Regions from separate parts of the Homo sapiens genome. Here region 1 is linked to region 2. A link is an interaction called in ENCODE POLR2A ChIA-PET data of the cell type or tissue named here. Cell type or tissue: GM12878. All regions are shown on one strand.

Region 1 (5,000 bases), 110 kb before region 2:
ATTTCCTTGGGCAATTAGGGAGATAACTTTTAATGGTTTACATTTTGCTCCTTGGAGTTATGATGTTACCCAGAAGTCTCAAAGCCCATCATGGGGGAGGGAGAAGCCAACTGAAATATACATGGCTCTGGCCCTAATAGCCATTTTAGTTGGAGGAGCTCCAGTTTTATCTGTTAAATTAGTGGGATTCTACAAAAAATTAGTTTGAAAGAAGATTCTGGGGGTAAAATAAAATTTGAAACCACTGGATTAGTAGAAAGATCTAGGAGTTAGAAGACTTATGTTCCAGTTTTGGCTGTCACATTAACTAGTTTTGTACTGTTAGATAAGTCACTTAACATATTTTTCTCAGTTTTTCACATATAAAACAGAACTAATTCGGTCTGCCTCACAGAGTTGTCCTTGGATAGTGGTCTTAAAAACTGGTGAATCAGTCTGGGCATGGTGGCTCACTCCTGTAATCCCAGCACTTTGAGAGGCCGAGATGGGAGGATCACCTGAGGTTAGGAGTTCAAGACCAGCCTGGCCAACATGGTGAAACCCCATCTCTACTAAAAATACAAAACTAGTCGGGCGTGGTGGCATGCACCTGTAATCCCAGCTACTTGGGAGGCTAAGGCAGGAGAATTGCTTGAATCCAGGAGGCGGAGGTTGCAGTCAGCCGAGATGGCGCCATTGCACTCCAGCCTGGGTGACGGAGTGAGACTCTGTCTCAAACAGCAACAGCAACAAACAACAACAACAACAAAAATAACCAAAAAACGATGAATCAAAATGTATTAAGTAATGAAGATATTGTTAATAATAGCAGCAATACTCCAATAACTGAGAAATTGAAAATGGCTTTGAATTTTGTTGTAGAATTTATCACAATAACGTATGGCTTTCTTTTTTCCAATTTTCTGTTATCTAGGCATGATTGTTTCTTTTTTAAATGTTTTATTTTTTGATATTTTATTTTTTATCATTTATTTATTTATTTATTTATTTTTGAGACGGAGTCTTGCTCTGTTGCCCAGGCTGGAGTACAGTGGCACGATCTTGGCTTATTGCAACCTCAGCCTCCTGGATTCAAGCAAATTCTCATGCCTCAGCTTCCCAAGTAGCTGGACTTACAGGCATACATCACCACGCCTGGCTAATTTTTGTATTGTTAGTAGAGCCGGGGTTTCACCATGTTGCCCAGGCTGATCTTGAACTCCTGACCTCAAGTGATTTGCCTGCCTTGGCTTCCCAAAGTGCTAAGATTACAGGTGTGAGGCATCACTCCTAGCCTGTTTCCTTATTTTTTTAATGTTAGATTTGTTGGCCACCTTCCTTAAAATTTCATTTCTAATGAAAGACAGTTTATGTATACTCATATACACAGCATATATAGTTGTGTGTATGTATTTTGAAAAACTTATATTGATTTTCTTTTACAGTTTCTAAGAACGTAAGTAGATAAATGAAGCTTAATTTGGAGAAAACTTTAACTTTCTCTGCCATTCCCAAGAGAAATCAAGCTCAGAATGCTTGCATTTATTTCCAGCCTTTGAAGGGCCAGAAAATTGTGCCTGAAAATTGGGTTAGCACATTTTCTGAATCTGACTGCTGTTAAGTTACTCTGTAGTTGGGTTGGATGCTATTTCCTGTCTTCTTTCCTTCAAGCAGAGAATATGCACTTCACATTTTTTAAGGAAACCATTCCTAGCTTGTATATTCATTTACATTCTACATCTTATGATTGCAAGGATACACATAAAGAGTAGGTCTTATTCAGAAAAGTCCTGGCAGTTGTCCCAGCCTTAAAGAGAACAAGCCTGTGCTCTTCCCTTTTACCTGATGGAATATCACTATGGCCTTTCTTTGAGGAGTTGATTAGCAAACTTGACTCAGAGAGGAAGTGAGAATAGCACATTGTGGTTAGGTGGTGCTGGCTGATTTTCTAGCTCTTGCACAGCATATGCCTCTTAAATATCAGGGGGAGTAAGCTGCTCTTGCATCATACCACCATGGTTGGATAGCCCAAGTTGCAATTTCAAGTATTGCTGGCCAGTTTCTGGTACGTAGTTATGGAAATATAGGAAAGCACAATTCTGTCTGACGAAGGAACATATATATCTGCTTGTGGAGTATTAAGTGTGAGATATGCCAGGTAGTATTTTCTATCTTTTGGAAGTTAAGAAAATTAAATACCTGAAAAGAAGTGTTCTTTTTTCTTATTTAAAGCTCTTTCTACTAAACACAAATATCCTTAGAACCAAGAATTCCATAGGAACTATGAAACCTAACTGGTCAAGTATTTTCTGGCATAGTAACATGTAGTTTTATTGCCCAAAGGCCCTCCTGGGAAAAATTTATATAGCTAGCAATCCCTTTGATAATCATACCAATAGCCATTTGTTAAGAGTACCGCTTAGCTGGGCACGGTGGCTTATGCCTGTAATCCCAGCACTTTGGGAGGCCAAGACTTGGGGGATTGCGTGAGGCCAGGAATTTGAGATTAGCCTAGTCAACATAGAGACCCTGTCTACAAAAATTACAATAATTAGCTGGGCATGGTGGCATGTACCTGTAGTCCCAGCTACTTGGGAGGCTGAGGTGGGAGGATTACTTGAGCCTAGGGAGTTGAGGCTGTAGTTGGCCATGATTGCATCACTGGCACTCCAGCCTACGTGACAGAGTGAGACTCTGTCTCAAAAAATAAAAATAGAAAAAGTACCTATTATATGCCAGTTCTTAAAAAATGTATTTTAAGGTAAATAAATGAAGACAAAGGTCATACAAGTTAGTAGCAGGGCCAGAGGGTTGAGTACAATTCTCCCTGGTGTAAAACTCATTTTCTTTCCCTATGTTCTCAGTGAAAAATCATTTATAAAATATATCTTTTACTTTTCAGAGTATAGTTTCTCTTGAAAACAATTTATGTGAAGTGAAACCTACTTGTATTTTTCATGGTGAAATTAGACATAATATCCCTAAAAATGAAAACCCAAAAGACAAAATATTTCAGGAAGAAAATTAAGGTTGGAGTTCTTGGAATTATATATCACCAAGATCAATTTGCCTTGCTTGAGGATTTTAGTATACACCTGTCAGTTTACTTTTTGGTTGTGTCATAGTCTTTAGTACAGGAATTTTTCTTTGCCCCCTTCCCCCCTCCCTTTTATTTTTGGAGACAGTCTTGCTCTGTCACCCAAGCTAGAGTGCAGTGGCGCGATCTCGACTCACTGCAACTTCTGCCTCCTGGGTTCAAGCAGTTCTCGTGCTTCAGCCTCTTGAGTAGCTGGGATTATAGGTGTGCACCACCACACCTGGCTAGTTTTTGTACTTTTAGTAGAGATGGGGTTTTGCCATGTTGGCCAGGCTGGTCTCAAACTCCTGGCCTCAAGTGGCCTGCCCACCTTGCCTCCCAAAGTGCTGGGATTACAGACATGAGCCACTGTGCCTGGCCTTTTTCTTGCCCATTGGTCACTGTTTTCCTCTTCACACTGCTGTACTCTACCCCCAGAACATTACGAGGATCTTATCAGTCCATGCCACCAGAAACTTTGCTCTTCCTCTAGATATTCATGACTTATACAGGAATGCAATATTACATTTAGTCAGTAGATGCCATCATCTAACATATAATATGTTTCAGACTGGAACTTCTTTAATTCGTGGCTTTAGTTTATTTTAAATTAATCCATTTCTACTCTCTAGATTAAAAATCATGAATCTCTTGATTTGTTAATAATGAAAACTACTTGTGGTTTTTTTTTCGCTCAATAAATTACATTTGTAAAGTTGATGTGTGTTTTCTTTTGCCAGTTTTATTAATAGAAAAGTAATCATTGAGCTGTTTTTATGCATTTTGTTAGTATTTTGAGATAGGGTCTCACTCTGTCACCACGTTGGAGTACAGTGGTGCTATCATAGCTCACTGCAGCCTTGACCTTCCAGGCCCAAGCAATCCTCCTACCTTAGCCTCCCAAGTAGCTGGGCAAACTTGGCCAATTCTTTCTGTGTTTTGTGTGGAGATGAGGTTTCACCATGTTGCCCAAGCTGGTCTTGAGCTCCTGAGCTCAAGCCATCTGCCTCCCTGTCCTCCCAAAGTGCTAGTGTGTCCGGAATTGGTGGGTTCTTGGTCTCGCTGACTTCAAGAATGAAGCCGCGGACCCTCACGGGTGAGTGTTACAGTTCTTAAAGATGGTGTGTCTGGAGTTCGTTCCTTCAGATGTTCAGATGTGTCCGGAGTTTCTTCCTTCCGGTGGGTTCGTGGTCTCGCTGGCTTCAGGAGTCAAGCTGCAGACTTTTGCTGTGAGTGTTGCAGCTCATAAAGGCGATGCAGACCCAAAGAGTGAGCAGCAGCAAGATTTATTGTGAAGAGTGAAAGAACTAAGCTTCCACACTGTGGAAGAGGACCTCAGCGGCTTGCCGCTGCTGGCTCTGGTGGCCTGCTTTTTATTCCCTTATCTGGCCCCACCCACATCCTACTGATTGGCCCATTTTACAGAGAGCTGATTGGTCCATTTTACAGAGCACCGATTGGTCCATTTTACAGAGAGCTGATTGGTCTGTTTGACAGAGCGCTGATTGGTGCATTTGCAAACCTTTAGCTAGACACACAGCGCTGATTGGTGCACTTACAATCCCTTAGCTAGACACAAAAGTTCTCCAAGTCCCCTACCCGATTAGCTAGACACAGAGTGCTGATTGGTGCATTTACAAACCTTTAGCTAGACACAGAGTGCTGATTGGTGCGTTTGCAAACCTTTTGCTAGACACTGAGTACTGATTGGTGCATTTACAATTCTTTAGCTAGACAGAAAAGTTCTCCAAGTCCCTACCCAACCCAGAAGCCCAGCCGGCTTTACCTCTCAATGGCACTCTCCGGGGGACTTTGTGGCACCTAGCCTGGGCACTCCGGCAACCCAGAAGGAGCTTGTGCCCCGATCAAGCCCAGCAGGTGCTGGCGGGCCGTGCCGAGTGCAGGGCCCACTGAGCCCGTGCCCACCCGGAACCCGCGAGCGCCG
Region 2 (5,000 bases):
CAGCCTGGGTGACCTTGTCTCAAAAAAAAAAACCCACCAAAATCCCTCCCTTAAAACAGAGTTCAGTGACGGTTGTCACTCTGTGCAAAAATGAACTTGCCCAGTGGGTTTATATTTACTATCAACCAATATCAGCCTATGAATAGCAGAAAAAGGCAAGTAAGGCCATGTAACATTTCATTTTTTCCTGGAGCCCCAGGCTGACCCTGGTTTGGCTGGCCAGGGTGGGACTAAAGGTGAGGCTCCAAATCATCTGGGTACAGGCGGACCACATAGACCAAGAAAGTGCCTTTCAAACTGCCACATTTGTAATCCTAGCTACTCAGGAGGCTGAGGCAGGAGGATCCTTGAGCCCAGGAGTTCAAGACCATCCTGGGCAACATATTGAGACCCCATCTTGAATGAATGAATGGTGCCTTTCCCCAGACTTCCTTTGAATTGAAAGAAAACAAGTCACTTCATAAGTTACTTTATGAACCATTAAAACTGGATACAGCCATTTGCTGGGTGGCGTACCACCGCTTCAAATATCACTTATAGGGAATTTAGGGAAAAATCTTTTCCCCTAATATCAGGAAGTTTAAAAATAAGTAACCAGATAATCTGGGGCCAGGAGCATGTAGTGGGAGAGTTATCAGGCCCACCCAGTTCCCTGAGACAGGTGGAAAAAACTGACCCTTCTCTTCATCAGTTCTTATAGATGTAATTTCAACAAATGGGAAAGGATAATGCAAAACCCTTCCTTGTCCCTGTACACATGGGGAAGAGTTGAACAAAATGCTAGGGGAATTTGGCTCTGAAGGTCCCTGAATAGCTTGAGAGCTCTCACTGGGGACCCATCCCTGGGAGAATCAACTTGCATCACCTTTGGGCAACCACCCCTGGAACCATAACAGAAGGGGCAAGACCAAGCAAGTCCCTATTGCCTTGAGTGAGTCCTGGAAGAAAGTGGTTACTGGGGTAACCACAGCCTGTGCCATTCTTTACAGCCCAAATGCCATCCCTAGTTTTGCACCTAGAAGTTTAGCCATTAATTGTGTTCATAGATTTAGGGGTCCATGTGCATGTTTGATACTTTAGGTATATTGTGTGATGCTGACATTTGGCATATGAATGATTCTGTCACCCGGGTAGTGAACATAGTACCCAGTAGTTAGTCTTTCAACCCCAGTAGTCCCTAGTAGCTATTATTGCCGTCTTTATGTCTATAAGAATCCACAGTTTAGCTCCCACTTGTAACATGTGGTATTTGGTTTTCTGTTCTTGCATTAATTTGCTTAGGATAATGGCCTCCAGCTGCATCCATGTCGCTGCAAAGGATACGATTTTATTCTCTTTTATGGCTGTGTGATTTTTTCCCCCCCAGCTATTCTGGGAGCTACTCTCTTTAGGGTACCTTCGCATATGTAGTACGTTTTTCTCCTGTTAATCTGTGTATTGTCAGTTGATTCACAGGCCACCGACCAATTGGACCTAAATTGGTAGAGAAGTTTTTTCTCCCAACAGTTTATATAAATTTAGTTTATTAATTTTAACTGCTGCATAGTGTTCCATTTAGAATAGGCTGGAGGTTTTTGTTTTTGAGTTTCCTATTATAAACCAAAAACAAAATTCTAATCTCCCCAACCAACTGAATGTACCCCCTCAGCCAAGGGGATCCCAAAAAAAACCTGAAAAAGTTCAGGCCATGACAGGAAGAGGGGTGGTTAGAAGTTCAGGCCATGACAGGAAGAGAGGGGGAAGGTCTCATTATATACCCTTCTCTTTTTGGAGTTTAGACCCAACTGACCAGCATTAACATTAAAACAGAGATTTTAAGACCGACAAAACAGACTCTTTGTAGCAATAAGATCAAATTCCAACCTGACTCTGATGTAACATCTCATGACAGACAGCAGGCCCGGAAGGAGATCAGAATATTTTACCCCAAAATATATTTCTTCGACATACTTTGAATGGCCCTGCAAAGCTGTCCCTTGTGGGGGAAATTTGCATTTTTTTAGAGAATCTCCTTCCTCTACTAGGTTTTTCCACAGAGTTTGACACCTTTTAGGTCAGATAAGAGACTGTCACATCTATTATCTCTGAAGCTTGTTCTTTGGAGGTTTCACCTACATGACAAAAACCTTGGCTTCCAAAACATTCCCCCCTTACCATAACTCAAGCTGACTTCAACTCTTCACTCAGAGCTTAACTCTTTGAACCAACTGCCAGTCAGGAAATCTCTCAATCCACCTGTGACCTAGAAACAGCCCCCAACTCCCACTTTGAGATGTCCCCCTATTCCAGGCCAAAACCAATGTATACCTTCCATGTATTGATTTATGTCTTTGCCCATAACTTCTGTCTCCCTAAAACCAAGCCGCAATCCCACCATCTTGGGCACATGTTCTCAGGACCTCCTGAGGCTGCAGCATGGGCCACGGTCCTTAACCTTGGCAAAGTAAACGTCTTAATCAATTGAGACCTGTCTCAGATGCTTTTTGGTTTACACTATCAATGAGTGGGTTTTTAGGTTGTCTTCAATTTTCCATTGCAAATAATGCTGCTGTGAACATCCTTGAACATGCATCCCTGTTTACATGTACAAATATATCTTAGAAAACAGGAATACTGTATCATGGGTTATGTGCTTTTTCTTTCTTTCTTTCTTTTTTTTATTGTAGACACTGTCAAATAGACTTTAGAGTACTAATAAATGTTTAACAACCAGTCTTCCAAAAAGAGGAAGTGGGGCTGATTTGTAGCATTTGCCAATTTCCATGGTGTGAATTCTTCCACCATGGCCGATTTCAAACTACTAATGAGACATGAATGCACAATCAGCTCTGTTAGCTGGTATGAAGTGGCTCCAGCATAGTTCTCAGAATCTCTCAAACTCAGAATGCATATAAATATTGGCAAATAGCCCTCTAAAGTAGCCCAACCAATGTATACTTTCACAAGCAGTGTATGAGAATATCTACAGTCATGCTCCGCGTAACGATGTTTCAGTCAATGACAGATGACATGTGTGACAATGGTCCCATAAGATTATAATGGAGCTGAAAAATTCCCATCACTAGTGTCATAGCACATTATTTATGTGTTTGTGGTGATGCTGGTATAAATAAACTACTGCACTGCCAGTCATATAAAAATATAACACAATTATGTGCAATACATAATACTTGATAATAAGTGTGTTACTGGTTTATGTACTTACTATACTGTGCTTTTTATCTTTTAAGTATACTCTCTACTTATTAAAAAAAAAAAAAAGTCCTTTCCACGCTACCTGCAGAGGGGTCCATACGGCGTTGTTCTGGATTCCCATCGTAACTTAAAGGGAAACTTTCACAATGTCCGGAGCCCTTGATGTCCTGCAAATGAAGGAGGAGGATGTCCTTAAGTTCCTTGCAGCAGGAACTCACTTAGGTGGCACCAATCTTGACTTCCAGATGGAACAGTACATCTATAAAAGGAAAAGTGATGGCATCTATATCATAAATCTGAAGAGGACCTGGGAGAAGCTTCTGCTGGCAGCTCGTGCTATTGTTGCCATTGAAAACCCTGCTGATGTCAGTGTTATATCCTCCAGGAATACTGGCCAGAGGGCCGTGCTAAAGTTTGCTGCTGCCACTGGAGCCACTCCAATTGCTGGCCGCTTCACTCCTGGAACCTTCGCTAACCAGATCCAGGCAGCCTTCCGGGAGCCACGGCTTCTTGTGGTTACTGACCCCAGGGCTGACCACCAGCCTCTCATGGAGGCATCTTATGTTAACCTACCTACCATTGCGCTGTGTAACACAGATTCTCCTCTGCACTATGTGGACATTGCCATCCCATGCAACAACAAGGGAGCTCACTCAGTGGGTTTGATGTGGTGGATGCTGGCTCGGGAAGTTCTGCGCATGCGTGGCACCATTTCCTGTGAACACCCATGGGAGGTCATGCCTGATCTGTACTTCTACAGAGATCCTGAAGAGATTGAAAGAGAAGAGCAGGCTGCTGCTGAAAAGGCAGTGACCAAGGAGGAATTTCAGGGTGAATGGACTGCTCCAGCTCCTGAGTTCACTGTTACTCAGCCTGAGGTTGCAGACTGGTCTGAAGGTGTACAGGTGCCCTCTGTGCCTATTCCCTACTGAAGACGGGAGCGCTCAGCCTGCCACGGAAGACTGGTCTGCAGCTCCCACTGCTCAGGCCACTGAATGGGTAGGAGCAACCACTGACTGGTCTTAAGCTGTTCTTGCATAGGCTCTTAAGCAACATGGAAAAATGGTTGATGGAAAATAAACATCAGTTTCTAAAAAAAAAAAAAGTTAACTGTAAAACAACCTCAGGCAGGTCCTTCAGGAGGGATTCCAGAAGAAGGCAGTGTTATCATAGGAGATGACAGCTCTATGCGCGTATTGCCCCTGGAGACCGTCCAGTGGGACAAGATGTAGAGGTGGAAGACAGTGATATTGATGATCCCGACCCTGTGTACACCTAGGCTAATGTGTATTTGTGTCCTGGTTTTTGACAAGAAAAAATTAAAAAGTAAATAAATTTTTAAAAATTTTAATAGGAAAAAAGCTTACAGAATGAGACTATAAAGAAAATATTTTTATACAGCTGTACAGTGTGTTTGTGTTTTCAGATAAGTGTTATTAAAAGAGAGCCAAAAAGTTAATTACAGTGAACTAAGGTTAAATTTATTGAAGAAAAATTTTTTAATTTAGTGTAGCATAAGTGTATAGTGTAAAGTCTACAGTAGGGTACAGTAATGTCCTAGGCCTTCACATTCACTGACATCTCACACACTGACTCACCTAGAGAAACTTCCAGTCTTGCAAGCTCCATTCAGATAAATACCCTAGACAGGTATACCATTTTTTATCTTTTACACCGTATTTTTACTGTATCTTTTCTGTGTTTAGACAGACAAATACCATTGTGTTACAGTTGTCTACAGTATTCAGTACAGCAACATGCTGTACAGGTTTGTAGCCCATAAACTCTACCATGTAAGTAGGCTG

What was found. ChIA-PET counts read pairs that join two places held together with the same protein. Peaks named below come from ENCODE experiments on the same cell type or tissue, not always from the same donor. Only the 100,000 strongest peaks of a DNase experiment are listed, where the experiment ranks them.
Region 1: POLR2A ChIA-PET joins it to region 2 with 10 read pairs; 4 of 35 experiments call an interaction of 5 or more read pairs at or near these places.

The regions. Positions count from the first base shown.
Region 1 is chr2:62,037,574-62,042,573 of GRCh38, forward strand. The region is part of intron 2 of COMMD1 (copper metabolism domain containing 1); the gene reads left to right. Among named protein-coding and RNA genes, the nearest start is that of COMMD1, 130 kb to the left of the region's middle. In GM12878, no CTCF peak of the experiment used is centred here; a DNase peak (open chromatin) is centred at 1,918; H3K4me3 peaks cover 597 bases; H3K27ac peaks cover 2,551 bases.
Region 2 is chr2:62,143,036-62,148,035 of GRCh38, forward strand. It overlaps the pseudogene RPSAP26. Among named protein-coding and RNA genes, the nearest start is that of B3GNT2, 51 kb to the right of the region's middle. In GM12878, no CTCF peak of the experiment used is centred here; a DNase peak (open chromatin) is centred at 2,886; H3K4me3 peaks cover 302 bases; H3K27ac peaks cover 4,889 bases.